4 separate regions of the Homo sapiens genome follow, and regions 2, 3 and 4 are each linked to region 1. The links are chromatin loops, found by intact Hi-C in ENCODE. Cell type or tissue: mammary epithelial cell. All regions are shown on one strand. Each heading gives the region's core, and the rest is flanking DNA. Links, peaks and the distances in the headings are about the cores only.

The links. Peaks named below come from ENCODE experiments on the same cell type or tissue, not always from the same donor. Only the 100,000 strongest peaks of a DNase experiment are listed, where the experiment ranks them.
Region 2: a loop joins it to region 1, with 2.4 times the contacts of the local background. A loop is called at or near these places in 2 of 110 quality-filtered maps.
Region 3: a loop joins it to region 1, with 8 times the contacts of the local background. A loop is called at or near these places in 15 of 110 quality-filtered maps.
Region 4: a loop joins it to region 1, with 4 times the contacts of the local background. A loop is called at or near these places in 38 of 110 quality-filtered maps.

The regions. Positions count from the first base shown.
Region 1 is chr14:35,212,395-35,217,979 of GRCh38, forward strand. All of the region lies in intron 5 of PRORP (protein only RNase P catalytic subunit), which reads left to right. All of the region lies in intron 5 of PRORP-PSMA6 (PRORP-PSMA6 readthrough), which reads left to right. Among named protein-coding and RNA genes, the nearest start is that of PSMA6, 77 kb to the right of the region's middle. In mammary epithelial cell, for the core only: a CTCF peak has its summit at 2,873 (motif pointing right); DNase peaks (open chromatin) are centred at 1,737 and 2,197; H3K27ac peaks cover 2,458 bases.
Region 2 is chr14:35,037,498-35,043,082 of GRCh38, forward strand. No RefSeq gene overlaps it. Among named protein-coding and RNA genes, the nearest start is that of FAM177A1, 6.0 kb to the right of the region's middle. In mammary epithelial cell, for the core only: a CTCF peak has its summit at 3,224 (motif pointing right); no DNase peak of the experiment used is centred there.
Region 3 is chr14:35,157,994-35,163,578 of GRCh38, forward strand. The region is part of intron 4 of PRORP (protein only RNase P catalytic subunit); the gene reads left to right. The region is part of intron 4 of PRORP-PSMA6 (PRORP-PSMA6 readthrough); the gene reads left to right. It also overlaps the pseudogene SEPTIN7P1. Among named protein-coding and RNA genes, the nearest start is that of PRORP, 38 kb to the left of the region's middle. RefSeq lists an enhancer at 1,950-2,244. In mammary epithelial cell, for the core only: no CTCF peak of the experiment used is centred there; DNase peaks (open chromatin) are centred at 2,158 and 3,458; H3K27ac peaks cover 2,808 bases.
Region 4 is chr14:35,137,648-35,143,232 of GRCh38, forward strand. The region is part of intron 4 of PRORP (protein only RNase P catalytic subunit); the gene reads left to right. All of the region lies in intron 4 of PRORP-PSMA6 (PRORP-PSMA6 readthrough), which reads left to right. Among named protein-coding and RNA genes, the nearest start is that of PRORP, 18 kb to the left of the region's middle. In mammary epithelial cell, for the core only: a CTCF peak has its summit at 3,264 (motif pointing right); no DNase peak of the experiment used is centred there.

The DNA of each region.
Region 1 (5,585 bases), core at 220-5,219:
TGGCAGCTATAGCCTTATGAAATGTATTTCTGAAATAATAAGATTTGAAAGTGTAAATTACTCCTTGAGCTATGGGCTTCAGAATGGATGTTGTGTTCACAGGCATGAAAACAGCATTCATCTCCTTGTATATCTCCATAAGAGCTCTTGGGTGACTAGGTGCATTGTCAATGAACAGTAATATTTTGAAAGGAATCTTTCTGAGCTCATTTTCTGGGCTTAAAATACTCAGTAAATCATGCTGGAAACAGATGTGCCATCATCCAGGCTTTGTTGTTCCGTTGATAAAGCACAGGCAGGGTAGATTTAGCATAATTCTTAAGGGCCCTAGGATTTTTGGACTGGTGAGTGAGCATTGGCTTCAACTTAAAGACAACAGCTACATTAGCCCTTACAAGAGAGTCAGCCTCTCCTTTGAAGCTTTGAAGCCAGGCATTGACTTCTCTTCTCTAGTTATGAAAGTCCTAGATGGCATCTTCTAATAGAAGGCTTTTTTGTCTCCATTGCCAATCTGTTGTTTAGTATAGCCACCTTTATCAATGATCTTAGCTAGGTCTTCGGAATAACTCACTGCAGCTTCTCCATCAGCACTTGCTACTTCGTCTTACACTTTTATGTCATGGAGATGCCTACTTTCTTTAAACCTCATGAGCCAACCTCTGCCAACTTCCAGCTTTTCTTCTGCAGCTTTCTTGCCTCTCTCAAACTTCATAGAATTGAAGAGAGTTTAGGGCCTTGCTCTGGATTACGTTTTGGTGTAAGGGCATGTTGTGGCTGGTTTTGTCTTCTACCCAGGCCACAAAAACTTCATCTCAGCAATAGGCTGTTTTGCTTTCTTTATCGTTTGCGTGTTCACTGGCATAACACTTTAAATTTCCTTCAAGAACTTTTCCTGGTTGGGCACGGTGGCTCATTCCTATAGTCCTAGCTTGGAAAGCTGGTGGGAGGATCACTTCAGCCCAGGAGTTCAAGGCTGCAGTGAGCTGTGATTGCACAACTGCACTCCAGTCTGCAGAGTGAGATCCTGTCTCCTTAAAAAAAATAAAATAAAAATAAAGGAAAAAAACCTTTTTCTTTGCATACACAACTTGGGTAACTGGCACAAAAGGCCTAGCTTTTGACCTGTCTTGGCTTTCAACATGCCCTCCTCACTAATCATCTGTAGATTTTTATTTAAGGTAGGAAATGTGCAACTCTTCCTTTCACTTTTGAACACTTAGTGGTCATCACAGGGTTAATTGGCCTAATTTTGATATTATTATGTCTTGGGGAAAGGGAAGAGAGGGAGAGAGATGGAAGAACAGCTGATGGGTGGAGCAGTCAGAACACACACAACATTTATCGATTAGATTCTCCATCTTACGTGAGTGTGGTTCATGGCACCCCAAAACAATTACAGTAGTAACATCCAAGATCACAGATCACTATGACAGATATAATAATAATGAAAAATTGGAAATATTGTGAGAAGTACCAAAATGTGACATAAAGACAAGAAGTGCTGTTGGAAAAATGGTACTAATAGACTTGCTAAACACAGGACTGCCACCAATCTTCAATTTGTAAAAAATGAATATCTGTAAAGTAATGTGCAATAAAATAATGTATACCTGTATCATATTCCCTGTGCATCTGCTTAGTACACTTTAAAGACTGTTAATGGTGATGATGATAAAAGCCACACATTCTTTATTCATCACTTGTCAGAATGTTCATTTGTTTATTTTAGTGAGTCATCCTTCAAATAAGAGGAAAACAGCATGTTCTTTCAAAGAATACTGTCTGGGAAGCAAGGGTACTTCTCAGATCTAGGAGCAGGAGAATGAGAAAAGCTGAAATGACAAGCCCTGTATTATTTTTGAAGAAGAGTTGTATTTTTTATGGGTAGCCATTTGTAAACCAGCCTAAATAATGAAATTGTAGGAGTTTAGAATAATATCCCAGTACATTAGGTCAATTATGTGGTCAGAAGCCCCAAACAAATATTGAGTGTATTCTCATATTACGATTTTGTTTTCTGAAGTTAAATGGAATGATTTATATGCTTATCTTCTGTTGCATCTTAAAAAGATGTATTATTAGTAGACAAATGCAGAGGTTGTGTGGTTATATAAGTTATCTATTACTCTGACTTCTTAAGCAGCAGGGCAAGAATGGACATGTTTTTCTAAAATAAGACTTTTCTCCATCTTACATGGGTGTGGTTCCTGGCACCCCAAAACAAAGCTGGGGCCGGGTGTGGTGGCTCACGCCTATAATCTCAACACTTTGTGAGGCTGAGGTGGGTGGATCATCTGAGGCCAGGAGTTCGAGACCAGCCTGGCCAACATGGCGAAACTGCATCTCTACTAAAAATACAAAAATTATCTGGGTGTGGTGGTGCACACCTGTAATCCCAGCTACTTGGGTGGCTGAGGCAAGAGAATCGCTTGAACCCAGGAGGCAGAGGTTTCAGTGAGCCGAGATCGTGCCACTGCACTCCAGCCTGGGCGACAGAGCGAGACTCCCATCTCAAAACAAAACAAAGGTGGGTGTCTTGAGTGCCTTTTGAGTATAGGCCTTCAGACTTTCTGAGGATTGGGAAAGCATTTTTTTTTAACCTTAAAATATTTATTGAATAAAGAATGGCAAGATCAGAAAAATAAGCTCTGGTTAGGATTTGATGTGGGGCTTCATTCTCAGCTCTGTTGCTACCTCCTTTTATGATCTTCGGTGGTCTCTTTTCCTGTTCAAACCCCAGTTTCCTTATTTATAAGGAGATAATGAGGAGACCAGACTTAATATTCTCTAAAGATTCTTTCAGCTCTAAAAACTTAATGATTCAAGCAGGTTGCCTGTGAAGAACAATGCATTTCTTCCAAAAGAGGGTGCTGTGGTATTTCTCAGTACTTTAGCATCTTCTTGAAAGGAACTGAACAATGGTAGAATCTCAGCTTAATTTTGTGTCTTCAGACTCCCAACCTTTGAGAAATAGTGTCTAATTCCTTCCTTTATTTAGATGAGGCGATATAAACCAATTCCTGATGTTACTGACACTTAAGTAAGTTTCAAAGAAAAAAATAAAAAATACACATAATTTTACCAGGCAAATATAGACAGTTTTGTCAGATGTGGTGGCTCCCAGCACTGCAGGAGGATCACTTGAGGCTGGTAATTTGAAACCAGCCTAAGCAACAAAGTGACCGTGACTCAAAAAAAAAAATTAAAAATTATCTGGGAATGGTGGCGTCTGCCTATAGTCCTAGCTGTTTTGTTGGCTTGGAGGCGGAAGGATTGCTTGAGCCCAGGAATTCCAGGTTTCAGTGAGCTATGATTGAGCAATTATTTCACCACTGCACTCCAGCCCAGGTGACAGAGTAAGACTCTATCTCTCTTTTTTTTTTTCTTGGGGGGACAGGGTCTCACCCTGTCGCCCAGACTAGAATGCAGTGGCATGATCTCGGCTCACCACAGCCTCCACCTCCTGGGTTCAAGCAATTCTCCTGCCTCAGCCTCCTGAGTAGTTTGGATTACAGGTGCCCACCACCACGCCTGGCTAATTTTTGTATTTTTAGTAGAGACCGGGTTTCACCACGTTGGCCAGCCTGGTCTTGAACTCCTGACCTCAAATGATCCACCTGCCTCGGCCTCCCAAAGTGCTGGGATTATAGGCATGAGCCACCGCACCCAACCGTAAGACTCTAGCTTTAAATATAAATTACATATATGTATATATTTATATTTATATATAATATATAATATATTTATATAATACATTTATATTAGAGAGAGAGAAGGAGAGAGAGAGATAGTTTTAACATTTTGATGTATTTTCACTCTTATTCAACTTCTTCCCATAAAATTGAGAAAATATATAAATTATGTGTGCGTGTGTGTCATTTTATTTGTTTTTGTCTTTTTCCTTTCTGGGTTTTTTTTGTTGTTGTTGTTGTTTTGACAAGGTCTTGTTCTGTTGCCCAGGCTGGAATAGAGTGGCATGATCACAGCCCACTGCATTCTCAACCTCCTGGGCTCAAGCAATCCTCCCGCCTCAGCCCCCAAGTAGCTGGGACCAGAGGCACGTGCCACCACACCTGGCTAATTTTTTTATTTTTAGTAGAGATGAGGTCTCACTAGGTTGTCCACACTGGTATATCACATTTTATTTATCCATTCATCAGTTGAGTTGTTCCTACTTTTTGGCTATCATGAATAATACTACTGTATGAACATTTTTGTGCCTGTTTTTGTGTTGACATGTGTTTTTATTTCTCTTTAGTATATATGTAGGAGTAGAATTGTCAGTTCATATAGTAATTCTTCTATTAGGTTTTTGAGAAACTGTCAGACTTTTTTCTCCAAAGGGCTGTACCATTCTACATTCTCACCAGCAGTATATAAAGGATCTAATTTCTCCATATCCTTGCTAGCACTTGTTGTTAACTGTCTTTTTTATTATAGTCGTACTAATAGGTGTGAAGTGGTATCGTAAGTGATTTTTGACTCGTGTTTCTCTGATGGCTAATGATGTTGAGCATCTTTTAATATGCTTATTAGCCATTTGTGTATAGTCTATGGAGAAATGTCCATTCAGATCCTTTGCCTATTTTAAAATTGGATTGATTTTCTTTTATTATTGAATTGTAAGAGTTCTTTATGCATTTTGGATATTAGGTCCTTCTCAGATATATATTTGCAAAATTTTCCCCCCATTCTGTTTTTGGCTTCACTTTCTTGAAGATGACTTTTGAAGCACAAAAGTTTTTAATTGTGATGATGTCCAATCTATTTTTTTTCTTTCATAACTTGTCTTTTTGGTTTTGTACCTTAAGAAACCATTGTCTAGGGTGGGCGCAGTGGCTCACGCCTGTAATCCCAGCACTTTGGGAGGCCAAGGTGGGCAGATCACCTGAGGTCAGGAGTTCTAGACCAGCCTTGCCAACATGGTGAAACCCCATCTCTACTGAAAATACAAAAATTAACCTGGCGTGGTGGCAGGCACCTGTAATCCCAGCTATTTGGGAGGCTAAGGCAGGAGAATCACTTGAACCTGGGAGGCAAAGGTTGAAGTGAACCAAGATTGTGTCACTGCACTCCGGCCTGGGTGACAGAGCAAGACTCTGTCTCAAAAAAAAAAAAAAAAAGAAAAGAAACCATTGTTTAATCCAAAGTAACAATGATTTACATCTTTTTTTCTAGGAGTTTTATAGTTTTACATTTAGGTTTTTTTTCTCTTTGAGTTGATTTTTGTACTTGGTATGAGTCCAACTTCACTTTTTGGTATATGGATATCTAGTTGTCCTGGCACTATTTGTTGAAAAGACTATTTTTCTCCTACTTGAATTATCTTGGTACCCTTCTTAAAAATGAATTCACCATAAATGTGAAGGTTTATTTCTGGACTCTCAATTTTATTCCATTGATCTGTTTGTCTGTCTTTATGCCAGTACCACACAGTCTTAATTAGTGTAGCTTTCTAGCAAGTTTTGAAGTCAGAAAGTGTGGGCCCTCCAATTTTGTTCCTTTTCTAAGTTGTTTTGGCTATTCTTGGTCCCTTGAATTTCCATGTGAATTTTAGAATCAGTTTGTCAATTTCTACAAAGAAG
Region 2 (5,585 bases), core at 256-5,255, 170 kb before region 1:
TGAGACTCTGTCTCAAAAAAAATAAAAAAATAAAAATAAAAAGAGAGATGGGTTTTCACCATGTTGGCCAGGCTGGTCTCAAACTCCTGACCTCAAGTGATCCACCTGCCTCGGCCTCCCAGAATGCTAGGATTACAGGCGTGACCCACTGTGCCCAGCCAATTTTTAAATTTTTTGTGGAGACAAGGTCTCACTGTGTTACCCAGGCTGGTCTTGAACTCCCGGGCTCAAGTGATCCTCCTGCCTTGGCCTCCCAGAAGTGCTGGCATTACAGGCGTAAGCTACGCTGCCCAGACAGAAATTAATGATTTAAATGTGATAGATGTCAGTGTTCTGAAAGTATCATATTTAATGGTATATAAGATACAAAGGTATGTATATGCCCAGTGCGTCACAATTTTCTGGAGAAATTTTTTAGAAAAAATTAAATTCTTTTTATCATGTAATGTGTGTTATATAAACCATTATTTTGTTAAAGTAAATACAGTATGTTACAATGTGAGAGTAAGTCCTAAGTTCTAATATGCAGTAATAATGTACTAATATTATTAGTAATGTGAAATATAGTACCACATAACTAAAAAGAAATATAATGTTATACATGAATACTGATAAACAGGTGGCAACAAAACCAGGAAATTTGCTGGAGCTAAAGCCCCATAATATGCATATTAATGTAACAGTAAAATTAATATGTTAGTATTTTAGTGAATTTAGGAAATCTAAACAGCAAATCATAATATAAAATAAATTTGAATGAATTTATTTTACAGGTAGCTCTGGTACATATACACATACAAGCAAATATTTCAGTAAAAAATGGAACAAAGTATTGAAAATTAAAATGTGAAGGAATTTCAACTTGATGCTTATGTAGAGTAAAATATTTTAGTATTTGAATACAGAGAGCAGCCAGAGAATTTGAATGAGGTCTAACAAAAACAACCATGTCAGTGAGAATCATGGTTAAATAACAATATAATTACTGATCCTCCTCAAGACTTACGAATAGAGCGCCGCCCGGGAGGCAGCGGCTGGAGGAGCGGACGGGCCCCGCGGGGCCCGAGGGCAAGGAGCAGCCGCCTGCCTTGGCCTCCCAAAGTGCCGAGATTGCAGCCTCTGCCCGGCCGCCACCCCGTCTGGGAAGTGAGGAGTGTCTCTGCCTGGCCGCCCATCGTCTGGGATGTGAGGAGCCCCTCTGCCTGGCTGCCCAGTCTGGAAAGTGAGGAGCGTCTCCGCCCGGCCGCCATCCCATCTAGGAAGTGAGGAGCGCCTCTTCCCAGCCGCCATCACATCTAGGAAGTGAGGAGCGTCTCTGCCCGGCCGCCCATCGTCTGAGATGTGGGGAGCGCCTCTGCCCCGCCGCCCCATCTGGGATGTGAGGAGCGCCTCTGCCCGGCCGAGACCCCGTCTGGGAGGTGAGGAGCGTCTCTGCCCGGCCGCCCCGTCTGAGAAGTGAGGAGACCCTCTGCCTGGCAACCGCCCCGTCTGAGAAGTGAGGAGCCTCTCCGCCCGGCAGCCACCCCGTCTGGGAAGTGAGGAGCGTCTCTGCCGGGCAGCCACCCCGTCCGGGAGGGAGGTGGGGGGGGTCAGCCCCCCACCTGGCCAGCCGCCCCATCCGGGAGGGAGGTGGGGGGTCAGCCCCCCCGCCCGGCCAGCCGTGCCGTCCGGGAGGGAGGTGGGGGGGTCAGCCCCCCGCCTGGCCAGCCGTGCCGTCCGGGAGGGAGGTGGGGGGGTCAGCCCCCCGCCCGGCTAGCCGCCCCGTCCGGGAGGTGAGGGGCACCTCTGCCCGGCCGCCCCTACTGGGAAGTGAGGAGCCCCTCTGCCCGGCCAGCCGCCCCGTCCGGGAGGGAGGTGGGGGGGGTCAGCCCCCCGCCCGGCCAGCCGCCCCGTCCGGGAGGGAGGTGGGGGGGTCGGCCCCCCGCCCGGCCAGCCGCCCCGTCCGGGAGGGAGGTGGGGGGGGGTCAGCCCCCCCGCCCAGCCAGCCGCCCTGTCCGGGAGGTGAGGGGCGCCTCTGCCCGGCCGCCCCTACTGGGAAGTGAGGAGCCCCTCTGCCCGGCCAGCCGCCCCGTCCGGGAGGGAGGTGGGGGGGTCGGCCCCCCGCCCGGCCAGCCGCCCCGTCCGGGAGGGAGGTGGGGGGGGGTCGGCCCCCCTGCCTGGCCAGCCGCCCCGTCCGGGAGGTGAGGGGCGCCTCTGCCCGGCCGCCCCTACTGGGAAGTGAGGAGCCCCTCTGCCCGGCCACCACCCCGTCTGGGAGGTGTGCCCAACAGCTCATTGAGAACGGGCCAGGATGACAATGGCGGCTTTGTGGAATAGAAAGGCGGGAAAGGTGGGGAAAAGATTGAGAAATCGGATGGTTGCCGTGTCTGTGTAGAAAGAAGTAGACATGGGAGACTTTTCATTTTGTTCTGCACTAAGAAAAATTCCTCTGCCTTGGGATCCTGTTGATCTGTGACCTTACCCCCAACCCTGTGCTCTCTGAAACATGTGCTGTGTCCACTCAGGGTTAAATGGATTAAGGGCGGTGCAAGATGTGCTTTGTTAAACAGATGCTTGAAGGCAGCATGCTCGTTAAGAGTCATCACCAATCCCTAATCTCAAGTAATCAGGGACACAAACACTGCGGAAGGCCGCAGGGTCCTCTGCCTAGGAAAACCAGAGACCTTTGTTCACTTGTTTATCTGCTGACCTTCCCTCCACTATTGTCCCATGACCCTGCCAAATCCCCCTCTGTGAGAAACACCCAAGAATTATCAATTAAAAAATAAATTTAAAAAAAAAATACAAAAAAAAAAAAAAAAAAAAAGACTTACGAATAGTTATTGATAAATGAATAGCTATTGGTAAAGCCAAGTAAATGATCATATTCAAAACCAGAAGGCCATCATCACAGCTCAAGTCTACATGATTTGATCTCTTTATCATTGTCATTCTTTGGATTCACTAGATTAGTCATCATCCTCAAAATTCTGCCCCAAGTTCTAATTACGTTCCAAACATTTAGGGGTTACATGAAGCTTGAACCTACTACCTTCTTTGCTTTTGAGCCATGAGTTGTAGGAATGATGAGTTTACACCTTACATGCTGGGGATTAATTTAAACTTTACCTCTAAGTCAGTTGGGTAGCCTTTGGCTTATTTTTGTAGCTAATTTTGTAGTTAATGGATGCACTGTGAATCTTGCTATGATAGTTTTCCTCCACACTTTGCCACTAGGGGTAGGTAGGTACTCAGTTTTCAGTAATTGCTTACCTAAGACCCTAAGCCCTATTTCTCTTGTACTGGCCTTTATCTGTAATATGGGCATATTTAATACAATATAATTTTTGGAGTTTTTTTGTTTGTTTGTTTGTTTGTTTTTTTGAGACGGAGTCTTGCTCTGTCGCCCAGGCTGGAGTGCAGTGGTGCCATCTCGGCTCACTGCAAGCTCCACCTCCCGAGTTCACGCCATTTTCCTGCCTCAGCCTCCCGAGTAGCTGGGACTACAGGCGCCCGCCACCATGCCCGGCTAATTTTTTGTATTTTTGGTAGAGACGGGGTTTCACCGTGTTAGCCAGAATGGTCTCGATCTCCTGACTTCGTGATCCACCCGCCTCGGCCTCCCAAAGTTCTGGGATTACAGGTGTGAGCCACCGCACCTGGCCAATTTTTGGAGTCTTTTAAAGTAAAAATATGTCTTGTAAGCTGGTAACTATGGTACATTTCCTTTTATTAATGTGGTGCTGACGGTCATATAGGTTCTTTTGAGTTTGGCATGCATATGCTACTTTTTGCAGTCCTTTCATTACATTTTTCTCTCTTCATTTGAAGAGCATGTTATATCTTTTAGCTTCACTTGGCTTAAAAGGTTCTCTCATTAGCCTAACACAGTGCATTGTTGGTACCACTTGGATCATAAGTGGAAAAACAGTCAAGAAATTGCACAGTAATACTTGTTTGTAAGAGGGATGATTCAGGTGAATCTGACACTAAGAAACTCCCCTACCTGAGGTCTGAGATTCCTCTGACATTGCTGTATATAGGCTTTTCCTTTGCAGCCTGTGACTGCGGACTATTTTTCTTAAGCAAGATATGCTAAAGTTTTGTGAGCCTTTTTCCAGAGAGAGGTCTCATATCTGCATCAAGTGAGAACATATAATGTCTGCATGTTTCCATATTTCAGGAATGTTTGCTTGTGTTTTATGCTTTTATATAGACAGGGAAACTTGTTCCTCAGTGACCCAAAAGAGGTGGGAATTGTTATTGGATATCATCATTGGCCCACGCTTTCTGACCTTGGGAAATCAATTAAGGGGTTCATAATCTCAATTCTGTCAGAATTGGTACAAGAAATAGCTGCATGTTTCTTGACATTCCACTTGGTAGGAAATAAGAATGTGAAACTCTTCAGTTGGTGTGTGTCCCTTGTTTTTTTGCAATTTCCTTCTTACTGTGTTAAAAAAAAGTATGATCTTGCTCTGAGAGGTGAGGCATTCTTAATCATGATCTTTAAAGATCAATAATATAATCCTTTCAAGGATTATGTCTTTATTATAATAAAGATAATTTGTCTTTAACAGAATCAATAATATAATCCCTTAAAGGATTATATCTTTGCTGGGCGCAGTGGCTCACACCTGTAATCCCAGCACTTTGGGTGGCCAAGGTGGAAGGATCACCAGGTCAGGAGTTCGAGACCAGTCTGGCCAACATAGTGAAACCCCATCTCTATTAAAAGTACAAAAAATAAGCTGGGTGTGGTGGTGTGCGCCTGTAATCCCAGCTACTCGGGAAGCTGAGGCAGGAGAATCACGTGAAGCCGGGAGGTGGAGGTTGCATTGAGCCAAGATCGTGCCATTGCACTCCAGCTCAGGTGACAGTGCAAGACTCTGTCTAAAAAAAAAAAGGATTATATCTTTATATTTGTTATAGATTCTTATCAGAAGACACTCAGGGTTCTACAGATTTTAGATGAAGATGCACAGCTCTCCAACATTAAAATTACTGAGTCTAGCATAGTGTGCAAAGAAAGCTAGTTATTTTATGCCTAATACCATACAGAAAATTCTAGGCCGGGCATGGTGGCTCACACCCGTAATTCCAGCACTTTGGAAGGCTGAGGCGGGTGGATCACTTGAGGCCAGGAGTTTGAGACCAGCCTGGCCAACATAGTGAAACCCCTTTCTGGGAAAATACAAAAATTAGCTGGGTGTGGTGATGTGTGCCTGTAGTCCCAGCTTGGGACCCGAGGTGGGAGGATGACTTGAGCCTAGGAGATCGAGGCTGCAGTAAACCAAGAGCACGCCACTGCAATCCAGCCTGGCTGACAGAGTGAGACTGTCTCAAAAAAAAAAAAAAGAAAATTTTGGTGATTGGATATCACTGGTATATTCTCACCACACACACACACACACACACAGACACACACACACACAAAATGACCAAATTTTAATTAACAAAACAAAACCTTACATAACATCAAATCTAAAAATTCACTTGGTATTTTCATCTGCTTCTTACATATAGAGCTTTAAAGCTTACTAAAAGACTTTTAAAAAGAAACATACTTTACTCATTTCCATCCCAATCTTTCCAAACAACATACT
Region 3 (5,585 bases), core at 272-5,271, 54 kb before region 1:
CTCAAACTGATGTTGTTTCTTCTCTAATTCTTTGTGTTATGCTTCTTTTTCATTTGCTCATGGCACTGCCATTGGAGCTCAACTTCAGAGTCCTTCAGTTTTTGAACTTTTTTTTTTTACCTTCATTTCAAACACCTGCTCCATTTCCAGCTCCGTCTTCTTCATTTTAGCTACATGCTCCCTTCTTTCTTCTTCCATTTGTGCCAGAAGGCTCTTAGTAAGCCCTTATTTGTTATCAACTCCATTATAAGTCACAACTGCCAGTTTTCTCCTTTCATAGTGGGCATTTAGTAACATCTTTCAAATCGTGCATATGTGTTATCAACATATTTCTTAGAATTGTAAAAACAATGTTCACCATTTTCAACTTTACCAACACCCCAAGGATACTGCCTTCCCCTAACCCTTTTGCCATTAAGTTCAATGATATAGTATTACTACCTACCTAAGCAAGAGGTAAATGGTCCTTCTTCTTTTTAACAAGCTTGTTGTCTTCTTCACCTGTTTCTGGAAATTTATATATTTTAAGTTCTTAGATTTCTTTCATTATCTGTTTTAAAGTTATTATCTGGTTTAATTCCATGTCCTGAAGGAGCAGTGAAGTATAAACCCGGCACCCTGTTATCAGGCATCTGAAATCTGTTCACTTGTGATTCTGCATTTAGGTAGTCCACAGATTTACTATCAATGTAGTTGATGACGAGCTGCCAGCAATTACTATTATCTACTGCATCTCCAAATCCTATTTGGTATCAACTATTGTGAGCAGCAACTTAACACTACCTTCCTTGATTAAAACTTTGGATTGTTCCTCCTGTACAGTCTTTTTAGTAATAATTCTATGAGAAAGACTTGGATATTCTGGAGAATGCAAATCTATGAGGAATCATGAGTTGATTAATGTTGTCTTTCCTGGATTTCCCACCACCGTAAGTGTGAATTCAAACGTTCTCTTCACTGATTCTCTGGATACTTGATTTGGGAGATTGGCAAATCCCACACATTTCCATCATTCCAGTCGTCCAGATTCCAACAGAAGAAATCCACAGAAGAACCACGGTGCTGCTGTTGACGCTCCTCTCCTAATCAGCAGTGGATCTCGCACTCCAGGTCATTCTTTTCAAAACACTGATGTAATCCTATTACTCCCCTGCCTCAAAACCTTCAGCAGTTTCCCATTCCTGCCCTGCAAGTAATTCCTCCAGTTTGGTCGCAGCCTACTTTTCAGGCCTCATTGCTTGCCACTCTCCTCTACAGACACGTGCGTCAGCCAGTGCCAGCTAATTAGTGGCTCTAGACTGCTTTGTGTTTTCTTCCTCTTCTTTTTCCCCTCATCTAAAATATACTTCTACCTCCAAATCCTGTTTTTCCTTCGTGACTATCTCAGTCCCTTTTCTGTCACACAACCTTTTTTGACCCCTGTAGTCTGCATTTATCTTTTCTTCCTTTGAACTTGTAGCATTTATTAACCCTGGCACACATCTGGCTATTGATCCTATACTATGTGTTCTTTTTTTAGTGTTGTTTAGTTTTTCATATCAGTATCTATTGTTATTTCAACCAGATTAGAAACTCTGAGGGACAGGACACCCTTTTTCCTATTTTCCACAATGCTTGGCATCCAGTAGGTGTGTAATAAATACAGTTATTTATACATTAAATAATCCAGTGCTTACATTTATTATGTCATAGCTACCATTTCAGTTAATCTTTACAATAACTTTGAGGGAATGAGTATTTTCTCTCCTTGACAAATGAGGAAACTGAGGCTCAGAAAAGTTCGGTAACTTGCTGAAACCACACAGGTTAAGTGATGAAGTCAGGATTCAGACCCACATCTTTGGACTCAGTAACACTTGCTGTTTAACCATACTGGTAATTCTGCCTCCTTATGAGACTGGTGTATGTTTTCTGAGGATGGGAAATTACCTAACACTTAGCTTACTATTATTTGCTTGATAATGGCAGAAGAAAAGGTGTGCAAACCTGGATTCGTAGTGATTCCTAGCAGGAATAATGAAACAGATTCAAACTGTGCCAAAGTTCACAGGAAAATAGAATTTCCCTTAATCTCGTTGATTACTGGTGGAATGACTCATCTTCCAGTTGTACGTTGCTCTTGAGTTACTCAGATATTTGTATAAGTTAGACAGCGGAGGGAAAACCACTGATGAGATGTACAAGACACGTCATTTGAGCTGATGAATGTTCCTGGGATATCCCCAAGATTTCTACCTGAGTATTCCTGCCTGTCCTATTTACTGTTGGACTCTTTCACCTTTTGGTTTTCTTTCAGAGTAAAATCACTTCCCATTTCCTTTCTGCTTTCCACTTGGATAACTTTCACAGGCTACTCTGTTACTACTGCAGTGCACAAAGATTTACTGTCTACATATTTAACATTAGTCAGATTTACTGTTGAATTTATGCACTAGAAATTTCAGGAATTTAAATTTTTCCTTTTTCATTCTCTTCTCTGCTTCCGATTTTTTTCACTAAAAGAGGACAAAAATTGCCCAAACTATTTTCTTTTTTTAAAAAATTAGCAATAGAATTGAGTATAGATGGTAGTAAATTCTGCTTCATTTCTGTGGGAACATTGAAAACTTGATGGCTTCTGCAAGTGACTGATAAATTGTTTCTGCTTTATAAAGAAAGGAAACAGCTCATTCAACTCAATGAAGTCATTAGTAAACTGGGAATTAGAAATAAAGATTCTGTATTTTTTTGTTGTCATTAATTTGGTCTTTCTGTCTGCATCTGTTTTCTCACAAGTTTGTTTTGAGGATAGATCAGAAGACATATGCACATTGTAAAGCATAAAGTAATCCTTAAGGATGCACTACAGGCAATCCTCAGCCAAAAAACATGATTTATGAACCATGCATACATGCATACTACAAAGGGATCGATCTTACCTCAGTCTAGTGCCCTTTGAAGGCGACAAGCTAAATGGTCTTTTTGGCCCCTGAATCAGAATACCTGGAAACAACTGAAATGTAGACATATTTTTCTTATACATGTGGAAGCAGTTAGGTTATGGGTCCTTTCAGGGATTCATCTACTCTACTGCCATGTGAAGACCGGAGCCCATTTCTCAGTCAGGAACAGGAAGCAGGCAAAGTTACTTTCCTGGTATCCAGTGTTAAAACCCAAAGAGTTATAAATGTTGACAAACTATTGGTAAAACTTGTGGTATTATTATTTACCTAAAGCACATACAGGGGCTTTTATAGTATAGACTTTTTACAGTCAAATCATTTAATTTTCTTGAGTCCTTACAATAGCCCTTCGAAGTATGTGTTAATAACCCCACTTTATTCCTGAGGAACGTAAGGCCCAGAGAAGTGAAGCGATTTGATCGGTGAAGGGGCTTAAATTTTCTACACATTTCCTTCCAAGGACGAAGGGAAGTTAGACACTGTGTTGGCACTTTAGAGCAGATTCTGGGTTAGGTGTGAAGCAGAGGGGATTTCCAGGGTGTGTAAGCATGGACAAACTCCTTGAATGAAAGCAGAATTTTTTCTTTTTTTAAAGTAGTTAACAGCATTTTGGGGTTTGCAGGACTCAGGCTGTGTTACTGCCTTTTTTATTTTTTGGCCTGATTTGTTTCTTTCTAATTTGGGAGCAAGATTTTATAATTAAAAATATATTGCCTTTTGCCCTTTCTTTGAGCTATTCTCCATAAATCTGTAAGAATATGATATGAAAAGGAAGAAGAGTGGGATTAAAAATAATATAGCTGATTCTGTCTAGAAATTTAATTTCTAAACTATCTTTACCTGAGTTAGATCTATTTCTCCAAAGATCAGTCAAGATTTAAGAAATAACTTTAAACTTGTAAGTAAATTCTTTTCTATCTGGAATTTACAGGATAATGTATTAATACTTGGAAATGATACCTAACTGCTAGGGAGCATGCATCTTTAGCTCATGATTCTAGATGATTGAGAATTTTTTAGGGAAACTTTTTCAGTCCTTCATCTAGTTGATAGTGGGCTATCATTTTATATTTCTAGATTGAAAAATAGGTTATCTTCTTTCTCCTTCCTCTCTCTCCTCTTCCCCTTCTCTTTTTTCTTCTTTCTAGCTGTATGGAATGACCATAATTTAATTATTCATTGAGTCTCCTATTAACGAGTATTTAACTTGTTTCAAATCTTTCACTATTACAAAAGTGTCACAGTGAATCATCTTACACATTTGTAATTTCTCACATATTCCAAGATAGATATAAGATAGATTCCCACAAATTGAATTGCTAGCACAATGGAGACATATTAATTTTGATTGGCCTTCATGGAAATTTTAACAGTATATACTGTGATCAGCAAAATATGAGAATTCTTTCTCCGCACCTTGAAGATTCAGTGTGTTATCAAACATTTTGATCTTTGCCTATATGAAGTAAAAAAATAAAATTGCAGTATAGGATTAATTTACAATTTTCTTGGAGTGTGGTGGAGCATATTTTCATAGGTTTAAGAGGCACTTATATTTATTTTCTGCAAACTGCTCCTGTCTTGTCTGTTTTTTGAGTTATTGACTGTTTTCATATTAATTTTAGGAGCTCTTTATTTGAAAAATCATCTGTGATTTAAATTACAATTTTTGAGGCTTATTTTTTTTCTCTATGTATACTTTAAAATATTCGAATTTGTCAGACTTTCCTTTTATGGCTCCTGGGTTTCATATTTAGAAAGATTTTTTCTGTTGCAAGGTTATTGAAAAGCCAACAAACACAAAAAACTTCCTTTTGCTCCCTTCACTTTTGTTGTTTTTCTCTAAATTTTTCATCCATTTGGAATTTTTTTCTGATGTGAGGTATAGTTCCAACTTAATTTCCTCCCCAGCTAATTAGCCAATTGTGTCAACATCATTTAACAACCCATATTTTACCCCACTAGGGATAAAGCGGGATGTTACTTTTAGCATATACCAAATTCTTCATATAAATATTTAGGTCTCTTTTTGGACTTTCTGTTCTGATTCACTAATCTGCATTCCTAACAGTATGACACTATTTTGATTATTGTAGTTTTATGATATATCTAATATCTATTAGAGCTAATTTTTATAACTTGGGTTCTGGCACTTTCTTTAATAAACTTACCAGAGGTAAATATTATAGGCCTCTGATAAAATGTATTAATAATGCTCCCTGGGGCAAAATCATGTTTTATATATGTGACAGAGTCCTATTACCCGTGGCTTTTAAGCGTTTTTTAACACAACACAGATACAATATACATTTTATGTAATAATACATTTATAAATGAAAAAAAATGTATACATAAAAAAATTATGTACTCTTGCTGTATTTGTTGCACTCTATTTTAGTTCTGTTTATTTCTCCCTGAAATGCTGGTTGCAACTGTATTAAATTGATCTCATGACCTAGTAAGGTGTTGTGACCTGCAGTTAAAAAAACACCTTATTATTTGATGTTGTAATCATAGCCATTCTAACTGGTTTGAGATGGCATCTTATTGTGCTTTTAATCTGCATTTCTCTGATGATTAGTGATATTGAGCATTTTTTCATATGTTTATTAGCCACTTGTATGCCTTCTTTTGAGAAGTGTC
Region 4 (5,585 bases), core at 166-5,165, 75 kb before region 1:
GTGTGATTGTGTGATTTAATATATTTCCAACAGAGCTTGGCTCACCAAGAGCAGAGGTAGTAAAGACAAAGGGTAGCGTTGGTCCAGAGTTTGGGTTTTGTTGGTTAGATGTGGCACATGATAGAGAGCAAGAGAAGGCGATTCTGACAAAGTAGTTAACATGGTCTGCATGGGGTCCAGGCCAGATAGGAAAGGGAGGAAGGCCAAAGAGCACTATATGAGAGGATTCCAGGGACTGGTTGTCTCTTCGTGCATGTACATGTGTGTGTTGGTTTTGTTTTGGTTGGTTGGTTGTTTTTTTTCCTCACCATTTGTATTAATTTGCTAAAGCTGCTATTGCAAATACCACAAACCAGGTGGCTTTAACAGCAGAAATTCATTTTCTCACCATTCTGGATTCTAGAAGTCCAAGATCAAGGTGTTGTCAGCTTTGGTTTCTCTTGATCCCTCTCTCTTTGGCTTGCCGATGGCTACCTTCTTGTGGTATCTTCACATGGCCTTCCTCTGGTGTATTCCTGGTATCATCTTTGTATGTACAAATTTCCTCTTATAAGGACACCCATCAGATTTGATTAGGGCCCATCCTTATGACCTTATTTTACCTTAATTACCTCTTTAAAGGCCTATCTCCAAATACAGTCACATTCTGAAATACTATGGGCTGAGACTTCAACATATGAATTTGGTGAGTGGACACAAGTCAGTCCGTAATACCGTTCATTGTAAATATGCGTTAATAAAACTATATTATATTCAGCATTTTAAATTATTTTGTGTTAGGAACATTAGAAACATCTAGTTGACAAATAGCTGGATCTGCCTTCAATGTTGCTTTCTAAAGCTTGCTTATAATTTGAGAATATGAGGTATAAACCAAGGAATAATTATTAAAGGAATAAATTATTAAATAATTATTAAATTATTAAATCTACTTAAAAAAATTTTGCCAACTGACCTCCATAAACACCTAAAATGAGCATTATAAAAGTTATTTTAGGCTTATATGTTTTCCCCAAATAGTACTGTTGTTCAAAACAAAGTAAATTAGATGACACCCTCTAATGTAGCGGCTTTCAACTGTGGCTGCTGGTTAGAATACTTGGGAAGTGTTTAAAACTGCTACCTGGACCTCAGCCACTAAAGATATTGATTTTTTTTTTTTAGACGGAGTCTCCCTCTGTCGCTCAGGCTGGAGTACAGTGGTGCCATCTGGGCTCACTGCACCCTCTGTCTCCTGGGTTCACATGAGTCTCCTGCCTCAGCCTCCCGAGTGGCTGGGACTACAGGTGCATACCACCATGCCTGGCTAATTTTTGTATTTTTTGTAGAGACGGGGTTTTACCATGTTGGCTAGGCTGGTGTCGAACTCCTGACCAAAAGTGATCCACCCACCTCAGCCTCCCGAAGTGCTGGGATTACAGGCATGAGCCGCCATGCCCGGCCAAAGATACTGATTTTTCATACAAGTCCTTTTGGTTTTGTTGTTAAAATTAGAGATAGGGTCTCACTGTGTTGCTCAGGCTGGTCTTGAGCTCCTGGGCTCAAGTGATTCTCCTGCCTTGGCCTCCTAAGGTTCTGGGATTACAGGTGTGAGCCACCGTGCCCAGGAATATTTTGATTTTTCAACTATAGTTTTATTGCAGTATATTTGACATACAGTAAACAGCAGATATTTAAAGTGTACAACTTTATGAGTTTTGTCATATGTATATACCTGTGGAACTGTCACTGCAATCAAGATAATGAACATATGGATCACCCCCAAAAGTTTCCTCATGCCATTTTGTAATGACTCCCTTGCCCTGCCATCCCCAGGCAACCACTATGGAATCATACAATATATACTTTTTTTTTTGGTCTGATTTGTTTTATTCAGCATAATCATTTTGAGATTTCATCCTTGTTTTGTGTCTCAATCATTCTTTCATTTTTATAATTGAGTAGTATTCCATTGTGTGACTATTTTACAATTTGTACATTTGTTGATGGACATTTAGGTTATTTCCAGTTTGGTGCTGTTATAAATAAAGCTGATTAGAACAGTCTTGAACAAGTCTTTGTGCTTTTGTTATTGTTTCCTAGGGCTGCCCTAACAAATTACCACAAACTGGGTAGCTTCAAATGACAGATATTTACTCTCTCACAATTCTGGAGGCTAGAAATCTGAAATCAAGATGTTGGCAAGGTCATGCTCCTTTTGAAGGATCCAGGGAAGAATCCTTCCTTCTCTTTCCTACCTTCAGAAGCCAGATCCTGGCAATTGATGGTGTTCCTTGGCTTTTAGCTGCATCACTCCATTCTCTGCGTCTGTCTTCATGTGGCCTTTGTGTGTGTGTATCTCTGTGTGCCATCTCTTCCTCTTATAAGGCTACAAGTTATGGGATTTAGAGCCCACCCTAATCTAGCATGACCTTGTCTTATTTCATTTACAAAGACCCTCTTTCTACATTCACATTCTGTGTTTCCTGCTAGACATAAATTTTGAGGTTACACTATTCAACCTACTACAGCTTTTTTTTTCTCTTGGGTAACTCTCTTAGGACTGGAATGGTTTGGTCTTATGGTAGATGTCTTATGGTAGATATGTGTGTGTGTGTGTCGCTTTTTCAGAAACTGCCCAACTGTTTTCCAGAGTGGTTGTACCATTTTACATTTCCACCAGCAGAGTATGAGGGCTATAGTAGCCCCACATCCTGGCTGATGCTTAGTATGGTTAAGGTTAGTCTCTTTACTGTTCTAATAGGTATGAAGTGGTATCTCATTGTGATTTTAATTTAGATTTTCCTAATGACTAATGTTGTTGAGCATCTTTTTATATGCTTAATTGCCATCCATATATCTTTGGTATAATATTTATTTGTTCAGATTTTTTGCCTATTTTAAAAATTGGATTGTTTCATTATTGAGTTGTAAGAACTGTTTCTATATTCTAGATACAAGTCCTAAGTCCAATATATTTTACAAATATTTTCTGTCAGTCTGTGGTTGACTTTCATTTCATAACATGGAGATTCTGATTTAATTGCTTTGGCTTGGTGGGGTCCAGGTATTAGGATTTTCAAAAGCTTCCAGGTGATTTTAAAGTGCAGCTAGAATCAAGGACAATTGCTTCTAATGTGAGATTTTGAGGAAACTTAAAGTATGGCAGCTTCTTTTCTGTTGAATAGTTTTGGGAGAAAAATCTCAGTTATTATATAAGGTAATTTTTTAGCTTTTCTGTTTTAAACATTTGTTTACTGTAATTAGACAACATAGCCAGCAGATGGCAATAATGTAACATATAAAAATTATTCTAGGTATGACCAAGTCCATCAGGTTAAAGGATTTGTTGAACTTTTTAAAATATTAAACTGAAAGATATCTGTCATTTCTGTGTAAGTCAGATTAGTGATAGTAGGTAGAGAAAAGAGTGGTATATGTGAATTTTAAGTGAACAAAGCAGAATTCCAAATAATTTGCATCTACTGATTTAACTACTGACACTAATTGAGTGGGCATCAGTGAAGGTCAAAAAGTGAATTTGGAGCTATGCGCATAGTGTTACTTTAATGTTAATTAGGTTTTTTTCTTATTTTCCTTCCTTCTTTTTCTTTTTTTTTTTGTTTTTGTTTGTTTGTTTTGTTTTGTTTTTTGAGACAAGTTCTTACTATTCACCCAGGCTGGAATACAGTGGCATGATCATAACTCACTGCAGCCTTGAACTCCTGGGCTGAAGTAATCCTCCTGCCTCATCCTCCTGGGTAGCTAGGATTCAGGTGTGTACCATCACATCTGGCTAATTTTTTTATTTTAATTTTTTCTGTAGAGACGGGGTCTCACTATGTTGCCTAGGCTGGTCTTGAACTCCTGGCTTCTAGTGGTCCTCCCACCTTGGCCTCCCAAAGTGCTGAGATTTCAGGTGTGAGCTACTATGCCTAGACATGGTTCTTGATAATAACATTAAATTACAGTCAGATTTTTTATATTCAACTACAAAGATAATAATTCTTTAATATTTTCATTAGAGAAAATTTCAAACATAATCAAAAAGAGACTAACATAATGGACCCCCATCCTCCATGATTATTAACTCATGACCACTTTTTTTTTGACAGGGTCTTGCTCTGTCACCTAAGCTGGAGTGCAGTGGCACAATCACGGCTCACTGCAGCTGAGACCTCCTGGGCTCAAGTGATCCTCCCACCTCAGCCTCATGAGTAGCTGGGACTACAGGCATGTGGCACAACACCTGGGCAATTTTTTTTTTTTAAGACGGAGTGTTGCTGTTGTTGCCCAGGCTGGAGTGCAATGGCACGATTTCGGCTCACTGCAACCTCTGCCTCCTGGGTTCAAACGATTCTCCTGCCTCAGCCTCCTGAGTAGCTGGGATTACAGGTGCCTGCAACCACGCCCAGCTAATTTTTGTATTTTTAGTGGAGACAGGGTTTCACCATGTTGGCCAGGCTGGTCTTGAACTCCTGACCTCAGCTGATCCATCCGCCTCGGCCTCCTAAAGTGCTGGGATTACAGGCGTGAGCCACCGCGCCCAGCCTTAATTTATTATCTTATGTAGAGATGGAGTCTCATTATGTTGCCAAGGCTGGTGTTGAACTCCTGGGCTCAAGCATTCCTCCCACCTCAGCCTCCCAAAGTGCTGGGATAATAAGTGTGAGCCACCACACCTGGAAGCTCATCCTGTAAATTATAAATTCATTGCTTTTTTTTTTTTTTTTTTCCAAGAGATGACGCCTTGCTCTTTTGCCCAAGCTGGGGTGCAATGGTGTGATCATAGCTCACTGCAGCAATGAACTCCTGGGCTGGAGCAATCCTCCCACCTCAACTTCCCAAGTAGCTAGGACTTACAGGTGCATGCCACCCTGCCCTGCTAATTTTTAAATTAAAAAAAAAAAAATTTTAGATAGGGTAGAGATGGCATTGGGCTTGGTGGCTCACACCTGTAATCCTAGCACTTTGGGAGGCCGAGGTGGGTGGATTGCCTGAGCTCAGAAGTTTGAGACTAGCCTGGACAACATGGCAAAACCCGTTCTCTAATAAAAATACAAAAAATTAGCTGGGCATAGTGGCTCATGCCTGTAGTCCTAGCTACTCGGGAGGCTGAGGCAGGAGAATTGCTTGAACCCAGGAAGCTGAGGTTGCAGTGAGCTGAGATCGCGCCACTGCATTCCAGCAGCCTAGGTGACAGAGTGAGACTCTTGTCTCAAAAAAAAAAAAATTGTAAAGATGGGATCTCACTATGTGGTCCAGGCTGGTCTTGATGCCCTGAGCTCAAGTGATCCTCTTGCCTTGGCTTCCCGAAGTGCTGGGATTACAGGCATAAGCCACCATGCTTGGCCTAAATTCTCTCTTAAACAGCTTTCTTTGTTTTCTTGTTGTAAAAAGTACTTCTTTGTAAAGCTATATTTTTCGTGTACTTTAAGAAATACTTTAGAATTGCAGTTCTTAACCTTTTGGTCTCGGGACCCTTTTACATATTTAAACATTATTGAACATTCTAGAGAGCTTTTGTTTTTTGTTTTGTTTTAAGCGAGACAGTCTCTCTCTGTTGCTCAGGCTGGAGTGCAGTGGCGCAATCGCTGCTCACTGCA